Linked DNA regions of Homo sapiens: region 2 is linked to region 1. Evidence: read pairs that join two places in POLR2A ChIA-PET (ENCODE). Cell type or tissue: CD4-positive, alpha-beta T cell. All regions are shown on one strand.

Region 1 (4,000 bases):
AGGGTGCTGACTGGTGCATTTACAAACCTTGAGCTAGACACAGAGTGCTGATTGGTGCAATTACAATCCTCCAGCTAGACTTAAAAGTTCTCCAAGACCCCACCCGACTCAAGAGCCCAGCTGGCTTCACCTAGTGGATCCTGCGCTGGGACCGCTGGCGGAGCTGCCCGCCAGTCCCGTGCCATGCACCCACACTCCTCAGCCCTTGGGCGGTCGATGGGACTGGGCACCTCAGAGCAGGGGGCGGCACCCATCGGGGAGGCTTGGGATGCACGGGAACCCACAGGGGGTGAGGGGGGCTCGGGCATGGTAGGCTGCAGGTCCCAAGCCCTGCTCCGCGGGGAGGCAGCTGAGGCCCAGTGAGAATTCGAGCGTGGCGCGAGCGGGCCGGAAGTGCTGTGGTACCCGGTGCACCCTCCACAGCTGCTGGCCCGGGTGCTAAGCCCCTCACTGCCCAGGGCCAGTGGCACCAGCCGGCTGCTCCAAGTGCGGGGCCTGGTGAGCCCATGCTGAGCTGGAACTCGTGCTGGCCCACGAGTGCCACGCACCTCTCCCTCCACACTTCCCATCAAGCAGAGGGAGCTGGCTCTGGCCTCAGCCACCCCAGAGAGGGGCCCCCACAGTGCAGTGGTGGGCTGAAGCGCTCCTTGAGCATGGCCAGAGCAGACACCGAGGCCGACGAGGTGCCAAGAGCAAGCAAGGGCTGCTAGCACTTTGTCACCTCTCAGTCCCTTATTTCTTGGAGGCTTTGTTCATTTCTTTTTACTCATTTTTCTCTAAACTTCTCTTCTCACTTCATTTCATTCATATGATCTTCAATCCCTGATACGCTTTCTTCCACTTGATCAAATCAGCTACTGAAGCTTTTGCATGCATCATGTAGTTCTTGTGCCGTGGTTTTCAGCTCCTTCAGGTCATTTAAGGACTTGTCTACACTGTTTATTCTAGTTAGCCATTTGTCTAATCTTTTTTCAAGGTTTTTAGCTTCTTTGCAATGGGCTCGAACATCCTCCTTTAGCTTGGAGAAGTTTGTTATTATCTATCGTCTGAAGCCTTCTTCTATCAACTCATCAAAGTCATTCTCTGTCCAGCTTTGTTCCATTGCTGGCGAGGAGCTGTCTTCCTTTGGAGGAGAAGAGGCACTCTGATTTTTAGAATTTTCAGCTTTTCTGCTCTGGTTTCTCCCCATCTTTGTGGTTTTATCTACCTTTGGTCATTGATGATGGTGATGTACAGATGGGGTTTTGGTGTGGATGTCCTTTCTGTTTGTTAGTTTTCCTTCTAATAGTCAGGACCCTCAGCTGCAGGTCTGTTGGAGTTTGCTGGAGGTCCACTCCAGACCCTGTTTGTGTGGGTATCACCAGCGGAGGCTGCAGAACAGCAAATACTGCAGAACGGCAGATGTTGCTGCCTGATCCTTCCTCTGGAAGCTTCGTATCAAAGGGGCACCCAGCTGTATGAGGTGTCAGTCGGCCCCTACTGGGAGGTGTCTCCCAGTTAGGCTACTCAGGGGTCAGGGACCCACTTGAGGAGGCAGTCTATCCATTCTCAGAGCTCAAACTGCATGGTGGGAGAACCACTGCTCTCTTCATAGCTGTCAGACAGGGACTTTTAAGTCTGCAGAAGTTGTCTGCTGCCTTTTGTTCAGCTATGCCCTGCCCCCAGCGGTGGAGTCTACAGAGGCAGGCAGGTCTCCTTGAACTGCGGTGGGCTCCACCCAGTTTGAGCTTCCCAGCCACTTTGTTTACCTACTCAACCCTCAGCAGTGGCGGACGCCCGTCCCCCAACCTCGCTGTGGCCTTGCAGTTTGATCTCAGACTGCTGTGCTAGCAGTGAGCGAAGCTCCGTGGGCGTGGGACCCCAGAGAAGGTTAATTTTTCGGTGGGTAGTCAGGGCAGGCATCTGAAGATGGGAGGCTTACATTGAGATGGATTTAAAAGAAAAAAAAAAAAAAGCAGCCATATGGCGAACTGATATTCTTATGGCCACTTAACAACCATGAGGCCTGAAAGAGGAATTGTCCAAAGGCCAGCGGAACTGAAATGGAGTAAGGGGAAGAAGCTACATGAGACGAGGTGGCAGAGCAGGGGCTGGCTCAGCTGTGGATTTTGATGCCACGGACAAATTTTACTCTTTATTCGAAGTGTAATTAGAAGTCATTAAAGGGTTTTCGAATGTGGAAAAACAAGATCTGATTGACATTATGGAAGCTTACCTGGGTGTGGAGAATGGGAAGGATGGGATAAGAGTGGAAGCAGCACAATCTTTGTGGTATGCCAGGGCAGCTCTGGCAGGATGGGGCCAGGGGCCTCACGCACGCCATGTGTGGTGCTGAAAGCAGTGGAAACTGCAGCTGGGTTGCACTTGAATAAGAGAAAGGAATGGTCTCAAAAAAGATCCTCAGGGGTCTAGTGCAGGGGTGTCCAATCTTTTGGCTTCCTGGGCCACACTGGAAGAAGAGCAATGTCTCGGGCCAAACATAAAATACACTAACACAAATGACAGCTGATGAACTGAAAAAAAAAAAAATTGCAAAAATATCTCGTAATGTTTCAAGAAAGTTTACAAATTTGTGTTGGGCCCCATGCAGCCCACAGGTTGGACAAGCTTGGTCTAGCATGTAGTGTTGGGTAGACGGTGGTGGCATTTACTGAGATGGAGAAGATAAGGGAGGATGAGGTTCAGGGGAAATCAAGAATCCCACTTTGGAATGTTAAACTAGAGGTGGCAATGTGACAGCAAAAGGAAATGTCAGGAAGGCAGCTGGATATGTGAGCCTGGCCCTCAGAAGAAAGCGCTGGGCTAGAGAAAGTTGTGAGCCAGCGGAGCATACCTGCCTAATAACATCATGGGACTGGATAGAAATCACCCCTAGGGTGGGAGTGTTGATAGCAGAGGGGACCCCGGGACAGCCCCAAGAGAATGGCAAGCCTTACTAATTTTATAGAGAATGAGCATCTAGCAAAGGAGACTGAGAGGAAATAGCCGCTAGGGCAGGAAGAAAACCAGCAGAGACCCACCATGGCTTAAGTGAGGGGAGCTCTTTAAGAAGGAAAGAGTAACAGATCAGTGGGGTGTTGTCTGAGAAGGGCCCTGAGATGGGCTTGGCTACATGGAGGTCTATGAGTTGGGTAAAGGCTTTATCTAATTAGCCGGGACAGACTGTAGACTGGAGCAAGTTGAAAAGTGAGAGAATGGTGACTCTTTTCAAGAAGTCTTAATGTGAACAGGGGCAGAAAAGCATTCTTGTGGCACCTTACCTTGAAGTGACCTTGGAATGGCCAGAGCCTGGCAGTGATCTTAGTTCTTCTACACTCACCAGATGTCTCCCATGTTGGCAAGTGTCTCCATATTCTGCTCTAAGGCTTGAGTCTAAGATTTTTCCTTGAAGCTAATGGCTTCCAAACCCCTTAACATTTCAAGTCACTTGCAGTTTGTTTGTGTGAAGCTTTCTCTTTAAGAGTTAGTGGTCAGAGTACTACAAATAGATGTGTCCATGGAAAATGACTTGTGGCATCAAGAGCATCTGTACCCTGAGATGGAAAACGGAGAAGCTGAAGGATCATATTATTCATTTGTTTGCTAACTTTGCCACAGACTCATTTGCCCTGAATCTACAGTTCTGAATCTTGTAAAACTTCAAGTTCCCAATGCTTATCCTACCACTAGTTAGAGCTGCTAGACTGTGTAACCCAAAAGCAGCTTTGGGTACAATCCATAGCTCCTCGTCCATTTCCCACTTAAAGGCCACCAGGGGAAGTTTCCTGTTCACTCACTGATTCTTCCTTTGGTTCTCTCTGTAGTTTGTGATTATGAGGATGGGATTTGGGGTCACACTTCCCGGTTCAAATCCCAGGGCAAGATACTTAATGTTTCTGGACCTCCATTTCCTCATCTGAAATGGGAGTAACAACACTTAATTCAAAAGGCTGCTAGGAGAATCACTAAAGCAAAGGCTTAACAAATAGCCATGACTGCTGTCTTGCTGCTTTTCATCCTT
Region 2 (4,000 bases), 51 kb after region 1:
CCCATTTCACAGTTCCCTTGGAATATATTTCCCATTGTTGGACTGAGGCAAACAAAACCAACTGTGCAAATCACAAGCAAAAGAGACTTCTGTCCGTAGTTGCGAGTGCCATCAGTGTGAGCTTACCAGCTACAAAAATCTGTCATGGACTGGGGAACAGTATGATTCCTTATTGAAACTTTCATCCTCATCGGCTGGCTTGTCAGCGTTCTGAAGTTAATATCCATGCTGCCTGAAACAAATGTTATGTTTAACTAGCACTTAACTTTTAAAATTGCTTAATTCTCCTTTCAGATGCATGCACTAAGTCTTCTCTGAGCCTGCAGCAATATTTTAGAGGGACCTCTTCTAAGTCAGAGCCTTGACATTCTACTCCAAAAGGAAGTCCAAATTAGAGCCCATAGGCTTTTTCTTAAAAGCTGTTAAGGAGTAGTAAAGAAAGTTACCACTCTAAGGAAAACATGAAACTATCTGAAAGTCTTCTGGTTCCTAACTGGATACAGATTAGATTATTTTAAATGAGAAAAAAGTGCACCGTAGTTACCCGATCAAGATTGGACTGCCTGTGTCCCTGGCATGAATTAAAGAACCTCCATAGTTGCTTGTTCCCTTCTGAAGGTGTTTCCTATGGCCCACGAGAATTATAAAGCAATCACTTTTTAAGTCTATCAGTCAACCTTAATAGCTCTCAAGAGTTTCGATTATCAAGCTTTAAAGTGATAACATATCAAGATGACTATTAAAAAATAAACATCTCTGAAAGTGTCCTTTCCTCCATAAGGCTTTAAACAATTTGCAAATTCTTAATTGGGAGTATGTCCCAATCATTCTATTAAACTATTTACAGCTCTACCTACTTCTAGATTCAGCAAACAGAGCTACTAGTTAGAGTATTTTGAGAGCCAAAATAGTAAGAGACTTCTGTAATGGTTGAGATTTCTGCACTGACCTTAATTAGGGTACCGCCATAGGGCTACCAAAGTTTTTAGTGAGGGCTGGGGAGGTGGAGCATAAGTAACATTTTTTTTCTGCAGAAGGTGATGGCTTTGTAGAACACTATAAAATTTTTCAGGAAAACATACAGCAAATTTTCTTATCCAGTGGGAACAGCCTATTTGACAAGGAATGATATACAAGTTTGATTCACCTTTGAGCACTCTTATAGAGTTTACAGAAGAGGCGTAACTGGTTACAAAACAAAAGTTACGCCTTCACTATCCAGTTCTTAAAGTTTATCCACATCCTACAAATCTTATGTTCATGTAGGTCAGGTTAAAGTAAGCTCCAAACTTGTGGCCTTCAGAAGCATCTCCTGTTTAACACACCTGAAATTACTCTAACTTAATACATTTGTATTCTCTAAGAAATAATGCTGACTGCTGTCACCACAGCATCACTGATCTCTCAGTGGCTGTTAAAATATAAACAAGTGGAAAAAAAGTATACAAGTTGATAGCAGCTGTTCATGTATTCTTGTTTTGCTAATACCTGTGTAGAGAAAGACAGTTTCACATGCAGATCACCATACATTTTTGCTTAAAGGTTACACTGGGTAAACTGTTTGTTTATCACATTACATCTGGGTGAGATTTTGCATGTGACCAAGAGGAAGAAATCATTCAGTCCCGGAAATAGCAACTGCTATGTAAAACCACATCCTTGACTAGTACTTCATCTTTCCACAGTCATCCATCTGCTAATCAGGTGAAATATCAGCTCAGCAGAACAAAGCAAGTTATACACAAATTTCCCCCACATTCACACTGATGCCGTACTTAGTAATTCTGGTTCTACCATTCCCTTTTGCACTTTTTGCAAGTCAAATTCATGTGGAAAAATGTTCTGTTTGTAGAACTCATAGTATTCACTTATAGTGCTCATGTCAGGAATGGCAAGTGAGTAAGAGCCCCTGATAATCTGCTTTTGTTAGAACGTAATGCAAAGATAATAAAACATGTCCACTTCTTTTCTAGTTCTAATCAGTTTTTAGACATCAAGATTTATTTACTTTGCATGAGATTTGTTTCCTATTATTTGAATATGTGCTATACACTTGAATTAGAAAAACCTGCTTGAATGTATTGTCAGTTATTAAAGCACATGTGACTAAGTTTGCATTTGTCAGTATTGTTCTACTGTTTGTACTGAAAGTCTCATTTTAAAATTGCTACTTAACACTGTACTATACCTTGTAATTTTTTAGATTCTCCACTTGTATTCTTTAAATGTTTCCAGATGCCTTTAGTTTTAGCTGCTGTAAAATAGCTACTTTGCGTTATTTGATATAGAATTGTTTTTTAAAAACTCCATTTATTTATACAGAGACATTTATAATATTTTACAAACATTCTTATATTCTGAATAAATATTTCTAATTCCACAGTGTACCTTAACTGTGTTATTTAAAGGGTAAGGCTATCCTTCTGTAGAACTGTGATATACATGCAGGCAAATATCAAATCCATGATGCTTACATGAAATCAAGAGCCCTAGTCAAAGCAGGGGTCTAGAAGTAAGACTATTATTAGATCAAAATGGCCAAAGAACCCTCATTTATAGCCCATTTTTAGTTGGCTTTTTAAAATTTGGCATAAATAGGAAGTTATCTATTGAAGAGAGTCTTTTCCCCTCTTAAAGAAAGATCATTAAAATGGAATGTAATCAAGGACTGGAAATGCAAGGAAGTCATATAGGACAACAAGATGGCAAGCAGCTTTGCAACACATCTGTTAGAGAAAGATTACAATGTTCTCAAGTTTTCACTATGGAAGCAAAGTAACTTTGACAGTAAGTATAACACCTTAGTCACTCTCCTTTTGAGAATTTAAAATAAAAGTTACTATCATATAGCTGAGGTCTCTAATGGAAAAGAATGTATTTCTTTCCCCCTTGAGATCCAAAGTTAAGTATTCCTATTGCAAAACCTGATTCTAGCACAAACTTAAGAATTGCTGGATTTTAAATATCTAATGAATTCACATCTCAAGCCCTACACTATAATCTTGCTTTAAAGCAACAAACTTAATTGTTTGAGGTATTTTCATTTTTGCAGAGACTCTCGACAATATTTCTTCCTGGGGGTTTTTTTTTTTTTTTTTTGGTTGTTTTTTGTTTTTTCCAGACAGAGTCTTGCTCTGTTCACCCAGGCTGGAGTGCAGTGGTGTGATCTCAGCTCACTGCGACCTCTGCCTCCCGGGGTCAAGAGATTCTCCTGCCTCAGCCTCCCAAGTAGCTGGGACTACAGACACGCACCACCACGCCCAGCTAATTTTTGAATTTTTAGTTTCACCATGTTGGTCAGGCTGGTCTCGAACTCCTGACCTCGTGATCCACCCAACTCAGCCTCCCAAAGTGCTGGGATTACAGGTATGAGCACCGCGCCCAGCTTCTTCCTGTTATATAAACATACTTTTATCATGTTCATCTCATACTTGCCATTTTTATTGGTCCAAAGAGCAACCACAATGAGCAACTCAGAACCTACGATGATAAATAACAGTAGCAGAAAACCAGGCTAAGGTGGTAACTAAAACCGCCCAAGCAGCCAATTTTATTGATAGTACATTACAAACAATCTAACACAATGATGTTTTTACAGAAAGCCAGTATCTGAACAACCTTCCATCGTTCAAATTGTATTTTGTAAGATTAAAAGGCTTTTAGTTTCTAACCTATTATTTACATCAAAAAGCTTTCAAAAAGTTAGAGCATAACTGTTAAGACATAGGATTTTGTTCATTTTCTCAGTGGAGAGTACAGAGTACAGCTGACATTCTAGTGGGTCTTTGGAAGTACAGTAATCCTGCAAACATTTAAACTCCAATTCACAAACATGAATCACCGGAAATCCTTTGATAGTCATACCCAACAATACAGGTAGTCTTTATCCTTTCGTTAACACTGAGGGAAAAAAACAGTTGCTGTTCAACTACAACAACATAAATCTAGAAACAGAATGAAACCTGTTCCAAATGTTTCTGTTCTTATAACAAGGTGAACA

The links. ChIA-PET counts read pairs that join two places held together with the same protein. Peaks named below come from ENCODE experiments on the same cell type or tissue, not always from the same donor. Only the 100,000 strongest peaks of a DNase experiment are listed, where the experiment ranks them.
Region 2: POLR2A ChIA-PET joins it to region 1 with 8 read pairs; 5 of 35 experiments call an interaction of 5 or more read pairs at or near these places.

The regions. Positions count from the first base shown.
Region 1 is chr5:113,071,611-113,075,610 of GRCh38, reverse strand. The region is part of intron 11 of MCC (MCC regulator of Wnt signaling pathway); the gene reads left to right. Among named protein-coding and RNA genes, the nearest start is that of DCP2, 97 kb to the right of the region's middle. RefSeq lists an enhancer at 1,770-2,271. In CD4-positive, alpha-beta T cell, CTCF peaks have their summits at 1,395 and 1,676; a DNase peak (open chromatin) is centred at 1,750.
Region 2 is chr5:113,020,486-113,024,485 of GRCh38, reverse strand. DCP2 (decapping mRNA 2) reads right to left here. Exons shown (of 11, transcript NM_152624.6): 11 at 2,291-4,000. MCC (MCC regulator of Wnt signaling pathway) reads left to right here. Exons shown (of 19, transcript NM_001085377.2): 19 at 1-2,380. Among named protein-coding and RNA genes, the nearest start is that of DCP2, 46 kb to the right of the region's middle. In CD4-positive, alpha-beta T cell, no CTCF peak of the experiment used is centred here; DNase peaks (open chromatin) are centred at 1,655 and 3,845; H3K27ac peaks cover 4,000 bases.